Linked DNA regions of Homo sapiens: region 2 is linked to region 1. The links are chromatin loops, found by intact Hi-C in ENCODE. Cell type or tissue: heart right ventricle. All regions are shown on one strand. Links, peaks and the distances in the headings refer to the core of each region. The heading gives the core; the rest is flanking DNA.

Evidence for each region. Hi-C counts contacts between places; a loop is a spot of excess contacts. Peaks named below come from ENCODE experiments on the same cell type or tissue, not always from the same donor. Only the 100,000 strongest peaks of a DNase experiment are listed, where the experiment ranks them.
Region 2: a loop joins it to region 1, with 2.3 times the contacts of the local background. A loop is called at or near these places in 4 of 110 quality-filtered maps.

What each region holds. Positions count from the first base shown.
Region 1 is chr6:168,631,724-168,637,096 of GRCh38, forward strand. The region is part of intron 9 of SMOC2 (SPARC related modular calcium binding 2); the gene reads left to right. Among named protein-coding and RNA genes, the nearest start is that of SMOC2, 190 kb to the left of the region's middle. In heart right ventricle, for the core only: no CTCF peak of the experiment used is centred there; no DNase peak of the experiment used is centred there; H3K27ac peaks cover 647 bases.
Region 2 is chr6:168,449,849-168,455,221 of GRCh38, forward strand. The region is part of intron 1 of SMOC2 (SPARC related modular calcium binding 2); the gene reads left to right. Among named protein-coding and RNA genes, the nearest start is that of SMOC2, 11 kb to the left of the region's middle. RefSeq lists an enhancer at 4,841-5,342. In heart right ventricle, for the core only: a CTCF peak has its summit at 2,172 (motif pointing right); a DNase peak (open chromatin) is centred at 3,023; H3K27ac peaks cover 2,904 bases; H3K27me3 peaks cover 3,084 bases.

The DNA of each region.
Region 1 (5,373 bases), core at 178-5,177:
GGTTGGTTGTGTTTTCCTATTTCCTCCTCATGTTACATGTTTTCTAAGGAGGATGGAGTTTCCCATTACAGCCTTTGATTATGTGTCCAGGTGAGAAGGTGCATGAGGTCTTTCTTCAGGAATTCTCCCTGAAGAGCAGAGTGAAGAGTTCATTTCCTGCACACAGCGGCTGAAAGCTCAGCCTTCCAGACCAGGCTCATGATGATGATGATCTGGAGGAGGACAGGGCTGCTCAACCAGGGATCCGAGCAGACCCTGCATTCCACATGCAATTCCTAAAGATCCAGGCCTATCACAGTCATCACACGTGAGCTCCGTTCCCCTCACTCAGCATTTCCAGACCTGATGCTTTGTGAATATAAAATTGCATAATAATTCCCAAATCTTACAAACATCTTCATCTGAAATTTTGTCAATGACAGGAGGTTTTTGGTCACCTGGTTGATTAATGGTTGGTTGAGTTGGTTAATATTTAATGGCCTAACTCAGGAACATCAGAAGTGACATTCATATTAACCATCCATCTCAACGGCTGGGGCTTCCTTAATTAGATCACTTTGGCCATACGCAATTATAGAACAAGTCATCAGAACATAGTCGTGCCAAGAATCAACAACTTTGCTATCTTTGACAAATTTTTGTGAGATAATTGCCTTTAAAAGTACAAAACCAGAAACCGTGTATGAAAATAATCACTCTCCCCTTATCAAAGGAAGTGCTTTCACTCTGGAGAGTTGATGAAATTATCTAAGCATCTGTTTTTTACTGAATAGTTTCAAATCAGTGATTACCTGATTGTTGAAAACACTGCACCTCCAGTACGTACACAACCCAGGTGCATGACTTTGGCTTCGTTGTATTTCATATTGTAGATGTTGGCTCAATGTTGCAGCCACCATAATTTTGAGCTATGATTTTTTGAAATTTTGCTATCCAGCCTATTATAAGCTATCCTTGTGTTTATGCAATTTCTGTTTGATATACAGATGGTTAATGTCCTTCTTCATCCACAACATTGTAACTGGTTTTGGAAAAGGAGCAGGCTAAGGACAGAATTCTGTGGCTCGTCCTCAGAAGCTCCCAGAGACTGTCATCAGCCCATCCTTTTGATGCCTTTTCCCTAAAGCTATTGAACCAGATGTGAATTCGCTGACCTCTATTCAGAGATGGGGCTCCTGGGGAAGCCTTTTGGGTCCCACCCACCATTCCTCTCAGGTCTGCAGGTGCAGAGCGGCTTCCCCCTTCCCCAGGGGTCCTTGGCTCAGCTCCCAGAAGCCCCAGCTGTCTCTCCAGCTTCAAGCCACAGGAGTTCACTCTCTGTCAAGTGTTGATGAGAAACCAGGTAAACCCAATCTGCACTGCTGTTTGAGGACGTAGGGCTGAGATGACTTCATTTTCCTCCTCTGTGTCTCCTGCCAGGAATGAGTAAGGAGGTGGATAATCTGCAAAATAAACTTCGGAAAATTTGGTGTATTCAGATAATCATTTGAACCTTGAGGAATGTATACATGTAAAATGTTTTGCTATTTGAAAGCTTCAGAAACTGTATCAGACATGCCCCACCTCCCAGAGGTCCTGATCTGCATTTCCCCATTTCTTAATTTCAGTGGACAAATCCCCAGAGCTCTATAGATGGTCCAAGATATGCGGGAGGGGAGCCCAGATGAGGGCAGGGACAAGTAAGTGCTCCCTGCACATGGCTCGCTGCACACCGGCTTTGCCACATGGACTCCAGAGCTGCAAGGAAATAGGCCCTTGGCTCTCATGCACAAAGATTTGAACTATTGTAAAGAAAGAGGAAAATAAAATATGAAAAACTCAATAATTTAAGAATTACCCCAAACAAAAAAAAATACAGAAGCTGTCACAATACAATGCTTGGCCACTTGTCATTGAGGCAGAAGAAGAAGTGAGTCCTCCTTGCAGGAGACACAGAAGGGCCAAGGGCATGGGAAAAAATAACAGAGGTCAGGGTGTGAAAGCAGGAGGGTGTTCTTGGAGCAGAGACACTGTCATTTTGGGTTTAAGTTGAGTTTTTGTATAGAGAGAGTATGTGGTTATGGCACGGTGCTATGGTTTGGCTGTGTCCCCACCCAAATCTCATCTTGAATTGTAGTTCCCATAATCCCCATGTGTCGTGAGAGGGACCTGGTGGGAGATAATTTAATCATGGGGGTGGTTACCCCTACACTGCTCTTCTCATGATAGTGAGTGAGTTCTCAAGAGATCTGGTGGTTTTATAAGGGGATATTCCCCCTTCACTTTGAACTTCTTCTTCCTGATGCCATGTGAAGAAGGACATGTTTGCTTCCCCTTCTGCCATGATTGTAAGTTTCCTGAGGTTTTCCTAGACATGGGGAACCGTGAGTCCATTCAACCTCTTTCCTTTATAAATTGCCCAGTCTTGGGGATGTCTTTATTTAGCAGCGTGAGAACGGACTAATACACACAGGCTTTGCAGTCTGGCTAGGGGATTTCTAGAGCCTGTAGTCTATCATTGAACTGGCTACTTCATGGCTGAGCCTCTGTTTACTCATTAGGAAAAAAGAATGATACTAAGTCCTGAGATTGTTGGGTTATTGTGAGATTTGGATGAGACCGTGTCTGTAACTTTGCATGGCACAGGACTTATTGCATGCGATAATTGTGCATCAAGGGTTGGCTGTAATTAAAATGAGCATATTTATAACCTTCTTATGGGGATATTCTCCCCAGGTGGTCAATAGATTTAAGAGTGGGTCATAGGTCTCAGGATCCTACCACTTCATGCCCAATTCGAGTCTGAAATGAACACCGCAAACAACCCTCACTGAAGAGAACGTTGTTTCAGAATATTAAAAGTTCATGGTCCTGAGAGAGAAGTCCAGCAATTGAGATGGGAGCTAAAACTTTTGCATAGTGCAGCTGGTTTTCCAAGCGCTAGGCTACAAGACCAGAACTTGGCAGACATCTGAGCAACATAATTATTTTGGAGAGTTTCCTATAGGAGAAGCTGTGTTATTTAAATGTTTTCCAGTTACAGAAATGGGCCATCGTAGACACTGTTTCTCTGTGTGAATACAGGGACAGCAAACATTTGGGAGCTCTCAGCCTGATTTCTGATTTCCTTTGACTTTAAAAAATGTGTGTGGCTTTTAGTTACTTTCTAAGCATTATTTCAACATGACTTTATTGTGGTTTCATAAAATGGGCTATATTATATTTGGCTCAAGGAATACATTACTTTCAGAGGCCAGTTTTCAGATGCTCATTTAAACAATGAGTTAGCAGCCTGCATGTCTTCAAGGATGCTTAAGTGACTCCTGATGCCACAGGATGTAGAACACAGCCTTGCTGAAAGGGTCAATAAACAGATCCCCAGGAAGAGCCTTCTCACGCCTCGTGAGCACTTCACGAGTTCTCTCTTATTTCAAACTTCAGAGCTATTTTATGGGGTTGGTCAAAATCCATCAAGAGTTTTATTACACTCTAACTGTGGTTCCTACTCTAGGTGATAAATAATTTAAAAGGCAGGATAAAGGGTGTTCACCAGACGTACGCCGGACATCGAGCAGTTTATCATCTAGCTGTGGAGGTTTAACATGTACTAAGCTGGTGCTAATGCAGAATCCCAAGAGGAAATAAAGAGCGCAGGGAAAAAATAAACCCTCAGATCATTCCATTCTGTGGGGGCAGCTCTTTCAGGGGTCCCGTGGCCCCGCGTGGGGCCACTGAAGCCTCCCTGCCAGCATTTTTATTTCATGTCTATTTTAATTAGCTTTTATGTTTAAGAAACACTTTATTTTTGGAGGAAAGTATTTTTTAGGTTCATCTGTCTAAAGGTCGCTTTGAAAGCATAAATCTTGCTGAGTCAAAAGTTTACTGGGGCTGGGCATGGTGGCTCACGCCTGTAATCCCAGCATTTTGGGAGGCCGAGGTGGGTAGATCACTTGAGGCCAAGAGTTTGAGACTAGCCTGGTCAACACAGTGAAACCCCGTCTCTACTAAAAATACAAAAATTAGCCGGGCGTGGTGGCGGGTGCCTGTAATCCCAGCTACTTGGGAGGCTGAGGCATGAGAACTGCTTGAACCCGGGAGGCAGAGCTTGCAGTGAGCTGAGATCGCACCACTGCACTCCAGCCTGGGCAACAGAACAAGACTCTGTCTCAAAAAAAAAAAAAAAGTTTACTGGTTTAACAAATAGTTTTCTTGGTGAGACTTCTATAGGACTCTCACTTCAGATCATTCCAGGAAGCTTATAAAAATAAACATTTTGCTCACTAATTAATTTATATCCTCCTAATTTGAAAGCAATTTTACATAAAATTGAAATCTGGCAATGAAGGAGGAATAGCATGTCTGTTGTGTGACTGATGAGGACAGCCCCCAGCCTGTGAGAAGTGTCTGCACTCAGAGCTGCTGTCTCCTGCAAAGACTTCTGCCGTGAAAGTTTTCAACCCAGTATGTGATTCAGTGGTTCTAATGCAGGTGTCCTCATTCCTGGGAGTCATTTATCAGCTGCATTCGGTTAAGGATGAGTGGCATGGTGCTCGGCACAGGTGGTCACACCAGCTCATCATGCCAGCACAGTGCACTAAGAACAACATAGACAGACTCTAATGTCTCAGAGCCTGCTTCTTAGGATGGGTCTTCCCATCAGGAGCCATATAGTACAATGTGAACACTTGCAATCAGCCTTCTCCTAAATGTATGCACTTTATTTCCTGATAATATGTGTTGGTTGTAGATGCCAGTGTTGAGGTCAGTGACATGATTAGCTGATCACATGCTTAATAATGTTGTTTTGGATAGGCTTCTATATTTAAACATGTACCAGACAGTAGAGCTAGAAACCTCTGTAGTTATTTCAGGCACACGGGGACTCCCCACGAAGGAGTACACACTCACAACATTGTTGGAAGGACAGAAAGTGATAGCGGTCAAAGCTGCTGCTGGGCTACTGCAGACAAAGGTATCTCTCTGTCACTGTGATCCTGAGATCAGGAATTGGCTCACCTTGCTGTGACTGCTGCGTGAGAACTGCTTGCTGCTCACCCTAAAGAGAGCTGGTGGCCGAGGCTGGTGTTGCAGCTGCCCCTGAGGGCACACATGCCTGGCCCTGGCCATCAGTGGGGAATATGCCTCCTGCCTCCCTCCTCCCGCCTCCCTCCTCCCGCCTCCCTCCTCCCACCTCCCTCCTGCCCGCATCCCTCCTCCCTCCTCCCCCCTCCCCACCTCCCTCTTCCCTCCTCTTTCCTCCCTCCTCCCTCCTGCTTTCCTCCCTCCTCCCGCCTCCCTCACTCATTCCAAGTCCTCTCTGTGCATCCACTCAAGTCAACTCAATCCAGACGTAGATGTGAGGGACACGAGGAAATGGAGTTTGTTTATTTTTTC
Region 2 (5,373 bases), core at 253-5,252, 180 kb before region 1:
CATACATATCTTTAGAGGGACAGTCATATTCTTCACTGTGAAATGGCCGCATCAAAGAAGAAGCAGTTAGCAGCCTATCAAATCCCATTCCGACCCTGGTCAGGACTGTGCCCTGTGGTCCTACATTCCCAAGGACAGTGAGTTTCAATCAGGATCCTGTCATTGCTGCTTCCTTGAGATGTGCTTATCTATCAGGAGGAGGAGGAGAAAGAGAAGAGAGAGAAGAGAAAAAAGAAAAGGAAGGAGAGAGAAAAGATGAAGGTAGCTTTTACTGGTGAATCAATCTGGATAATATGACATTACGGCCCTTTCAAAGACAGTCTAGGCCTCTGTCTTTGGAATACAAATGTACATAAAGTTTTGAACACTGAGCAAGAAAGATAATGTGAGCATTCTGGTGGCCTGCTGTCATGCCAGTCACCATAGAGCGAAATTTGTTCTAAGGAGAATTCCTCTTGGATCCTATATAAGAAGTTGTCAACTAGGAATGCTGAAAGGGTTTGTGTTTGAATGAAGGCTGAGAGTTGTGTAATCTTTAAACATTTATCTCTTAATGAATCAACAGGAACGGACATCATCTATTTTCCAGGGCCCCTTATTTAAGTATTTAAACAAGATGCTTAGGTTGTCAGCAGATGGGTCCCCTTCCCAGCCAGTCCTTCTCTTCCCTGTTCCTCTACCCCTTTCTTCTCAGGCCCTGGGTTCTCTCTTCCAGTATTTGGGGTGTTTGTGTAGACTAAATGAGATATTCATGTTGAAGTGCTGGATGCATGTAGTAGATGCTGCTTCCCCAGGATGTAAAAGAATGATCTCGGGCCCTGACACTTTCAGTTCCTTTTCTCCACCGGGTTCTGTTTGGAGCTTTGGTTCATTGATATCCTTTTAAGAATGTGGTCCCAACACCAGATATGGTCTTGCACAAGCATTTGGTCACTTAAACCCGAACGTGACCTTGTGAGGTGGCACTAGTTGGTGATCAGATAATAATCCTAAGTGTCTCCAAATTTAAGATTCTGCTAAACCAGTTTCCACCACTCATTGTTTTTTGAATTTTTTGGCACCCCCACATGATACTTTACGTATTATTTTTATTCAAACTAGATTTTCATCTTGATTCCATTATCCTAGGTTGGAAATACAGCCACCAGTTGATGCAAATGTGTTACAGGATCCTGTTTCTTCCCGTGAATGGGTTGGCCTTAATTCTCCCAAGCAATGGGTGTGGCTAGAGCTCACTCCCTCAGGCTACCTTTCCATTTGCTGCACTGATTTATTCCCCAGGGGAAAGCCCAGGAGAGCTGAATACTGAGCTTTCCCTCCCTCCCTCGGGTCGCCCCTGCCTGCAGCCGGGGTCTTGGAAATCATCAGTAAAATGCTAAATTGAACTCCCGAGTACATGTAACTGGAAATGTTACTCTAAAAGCTTACACTCATCCAATAATTGACACTTTGTGAAGAACGTTGTCCCATGAGCTCTGAATAGTCATAAGAGCATGTTTTCTGCCTCATTCTGCCACATGCGAAGGCTATTTTCTGGAAACATGGACGCCTTCTCCAGAAACAGGATGAAAGCATCTGAAACATGGGATTAAGGTGCCTGTAAGAATAAAAAACCCACTTTACACTCTGTACCCTTCTCTCCTAAAACATGACAGAGCCCTCTCTCTGTGCCCTGCAGACATGATCTCCTGTGTCCTCACAGAATCCCTGCCAGGCAGCTCGCGCTCTCTCTCTGTCTCTCTCTGTCTCTGTCTCTCTCTCTCTCTCTCTCTCTCTCTCTCCCTCCCTCTCTGGGTGTATATTTTCTAGGTTTTTGTAAACATCTTAGGCTAAGGAAACTGAGCAATCTCTCTGACCTGAACATACACGTCCGTTAAGTTCTTTCTTTTTAGGATACGCAGATCTGTGAGTATGCTAATCAGTTCTTCATTCTTAAAAGATTTCTCTTTTGGAGAGAGTTGCCAAAGATAGATCTTTCTTTTCATTTAGAGATAAAACCCAGGTGGAGTCATAACTTCTTTTTTTGTACTCTTGGCATCTCTCCCACCACCTACACCCTGCTGGAAACATCCAGGTGCAATCACCCAGCTGGTGTGAGGGGAAGCCCCTGTCCTTTTTTGGAAGAGGTGGAAGAGGTTGTCTCCCAGGTTCCCTGGTTCCAAGAATCCACCACAGGAGGGAGCCCCAGAATGGCTGAGCTCTGTCTTTTAGGGGAGGGTCGCATGGTGGGGTCTGGGGTTACCACCACCAGCAAAGTTTCTGCCACCTTGCCTGCAAAAATACCCCACGGGCCTGCTGCCCCAAGTGAGTTCAACTTTCCAGCTTTAAAGAATTGGCTCATGATGCAGAATGCTAAATTAGGGAATTAAAAAGCAGGGACATTTTAGCTTGATGTTTCTACTGTCTTTATTTAGAAGTCTGGGATATGCATGTTACATTCAGGATTACTACCCACATATCAGATAAGAGTATCATGTTATTGAAGCAGAATTTTGGTTTTAAAATAACCAGAGTAAGCAGGGGGAGTGTGAGGCGGGCTGCCTGCCTGGGGCCTGGACTGGCTAAATAGGGTGCTATTTTCTTTTTGCTGTGAGGTCAGTCCACTTTGTGAGTCGGGTTTTATTCAAAGCAATCGCTTAACTTATTTTATTTGCTAAATGAATATTATATTTCAGTGTTCTCCAGTAATAGGATTCTCAGACATGTGATTTTCATGAGGGATTTTAACCCAAAAGAACAATAAGTGCAGCAAATCAAAATTTCTGTGCTCAGATATTCAAAACACCACTTGCATTTTTTTGTACCCCAAAATCTGAAGGAAATTTTGAAAAATCATTAGCAGCTGTCATTTAGATTTGTACACCATTCCTAGTCCCTTCCCTCATTTCTACTACCTTTTAATTTCGTTTTGTTTTGTTAAATTCCAAACATATCTGTAGGTTGTCTGGCCAACTTTATTCTAGAAGGCAGCAGGAAGGAGGGCAGCCCGCCAGGCCGAGGCTTTTGTCCTGCTCTGCTCCTGGAGGCTGACACGAGGCTGACTCCCAGGCCACACTCTGTCAATTTCTGGGGCTTCCTCTGGGCTCCACGCAGGACCCCCTTCTCCCAGTGGCTCTGACAGCAGGGGCAGGACGCCCTCCTCCCAGTGGCTCTGACAGCAGGGCCGGGGGCATAGTTCCCTGGAAGTCGGTCTTGGGAGGACACAGCCTCTGTTTCTGCACCAGAGTCCCCAGGGCCTTGGCCGGACACTCAGGGCAATCTGCCCTGAGGAATTCAGGGCAGTGTGGCTTGAATCTGCTGTCCGACGCAGGCAGGTGCAGGCTGTTCTAGAGTGTGCTCAGGGTGGCCTGACAAATGCGGGCGGGGGTGGGGGAGGAACTCGGGACCCAGGGCTGTGCCCCAAGAGGGTGTGGGGCAGCCAGGGGGTGTGGTGGCCTCAAGGCTCCGTCACCCTGCGGCCCTGTCATTTCGGGCTGTGCCTTTGTCTCCGGGTCTCCTCCTCACTCTTCTCAGTCTACCCTGGAGTTCAACAAAAAGGAGAAAAGAATTTCCCTGGCAAAGCCAAGTGGAGAGTTAGAGGCTAGGCTCTCTCTTTCTCTCTGTCTCTGTGTGTCTCTCAGTTCTGTCTCTCAGTTTCTGCCATTCTCTCGCTCTCTTTTTTGTCTCTCTGTCTCTCTCTGTCTCTTTGTCTCTCTCTGTACCTGTCTCTCTGATTCTCTCAGTCTCTGCCATTTGCTCTCTCTCTTTCTGTCTGTCTCTGTTTCTTCCTGTCTCTGTCTCTTTGTCTCTCTCTGTCTCTTTCTCTCTGTCTCTTCCTGTCTCTTTCTGTCTCTGTCTCTCTAATTCTGTCTATTGATCTCTGCCATTCTACATACTACATCTCTGTCTATCTCTGTCTCTCTGTCTCCCTCTTTCTCTGTCTCTCTGATTCTATCTCTTGGTCTCTGTCATTCTCCATCTCTGTCCTCTATCTCTCTCCGTCTCTCTGTTTGTCTCTCATTCTTTCTCTGGATCTCTGCCATTCTCCATCTCTGTCTCTCTATCTCTCTTTCTCTCTGTCTTCCTCTCTCTCTGTCTCTCTGATTCTATCTTTGGTCTCTGCCATTCTCCCTCTCTGTTTTGTCTATCTTTCTTTGCCCCTCTATTTCTGTCTCGATCTCTCTCTGTCCTTGTCTCTGTGTGTCTTCTTTCTGTCCATCTCTGTACTATCTCTGTGTCTCTCTTACTCTATTCATCTATTTCCCTATCTTTATTCATCTCTCTGTCTCTGTTCTCCCAGGCTCCACCCAGTCCATGATGCCTGCAGGGGGTCACTCTGTGTCCTCCTGTGACTCTGCCCTGTGGCCGTCTCTCCTGTTGGGCTGCCTCTGGGCTCTGTGTGTCCCGGCTCCCCCAGGAAGGATGAGGAGGCCCAAGGGCTCTGTGGCTCTGAGAGCTGAGGCATCGCTGAAGTGTTTGTGAAGAAGAATTGAACTAACCTAGAACTAACCTCAGCCGAAATCTAACTGGGCTTTTTTTTTTGGTCACACATTTTCTTCACCCTTTCTTCTTTAGATGCTTTCTGGGTTTTCCAGGTTCATTCAGAACTGAAAATAGCCCCTCGTAACTTCACAGCACGAAACCCAGAGCTCTCAGGACACGTGCCCCCAACTCATCTCCCCATCCTGGGTAGGGCCAGACTGCGGCTCTGACAGGTTCTGCAGATGGGAGGCACCTGGGCAGTGAGACCAGGTGTTTGCAGGTAGACCGTTTGCCCTTCAGCCGGTGCTTGATCAGATTGTTCTTGGGATTTTCTAAACACACATTCTGGGGAACAGAGGAGGCTTTGATGAAGAAAGGGAAAAGAAAACCCACTAAAATATGTGAAAAAAATCATACCACAGCACTCCGGGTGTGTCTTGATTTGGAGGTGAGCTTACAACTTCTCCATGGGACGCATCCTGAAGCTACACCTGTACTGGCCATGTGCTGAAGACGCTGCTGGGGACAGGTTGTGCGTGGCCAGTGTTCCAGCAGATGCTACAGGTGCACATCCTGTGGCCGGGGTCCCTGTGGCCAGGGTCCCGGTTTGAGACCGGATAATAGTGTGGGGCCGAGGGTCGGCGCTGGCCCAAAGGTGGCTCTCAAGATGACTCCAGAGGGTCTTGGTGGCCGGGGTCTCAGATGGGAGCTGTGTGTATTGGGTTCAGGGAGCCCAGGACAGGAGGGGAGGGCTTGTTAGGGGCCCCTGCAGGGTGCCGGGGCGGAGTGAGGACGGGCTGCCATGAAGGGCCTTGGGAGGAACTGGGGCTTTGTCCAAGAACCAGGCCAGCTTGAGGTGCAGCCCAGGGGTGCTGAGGAGAGCCTGGCTCTGACCCTTCAGTTGGCCCCAGA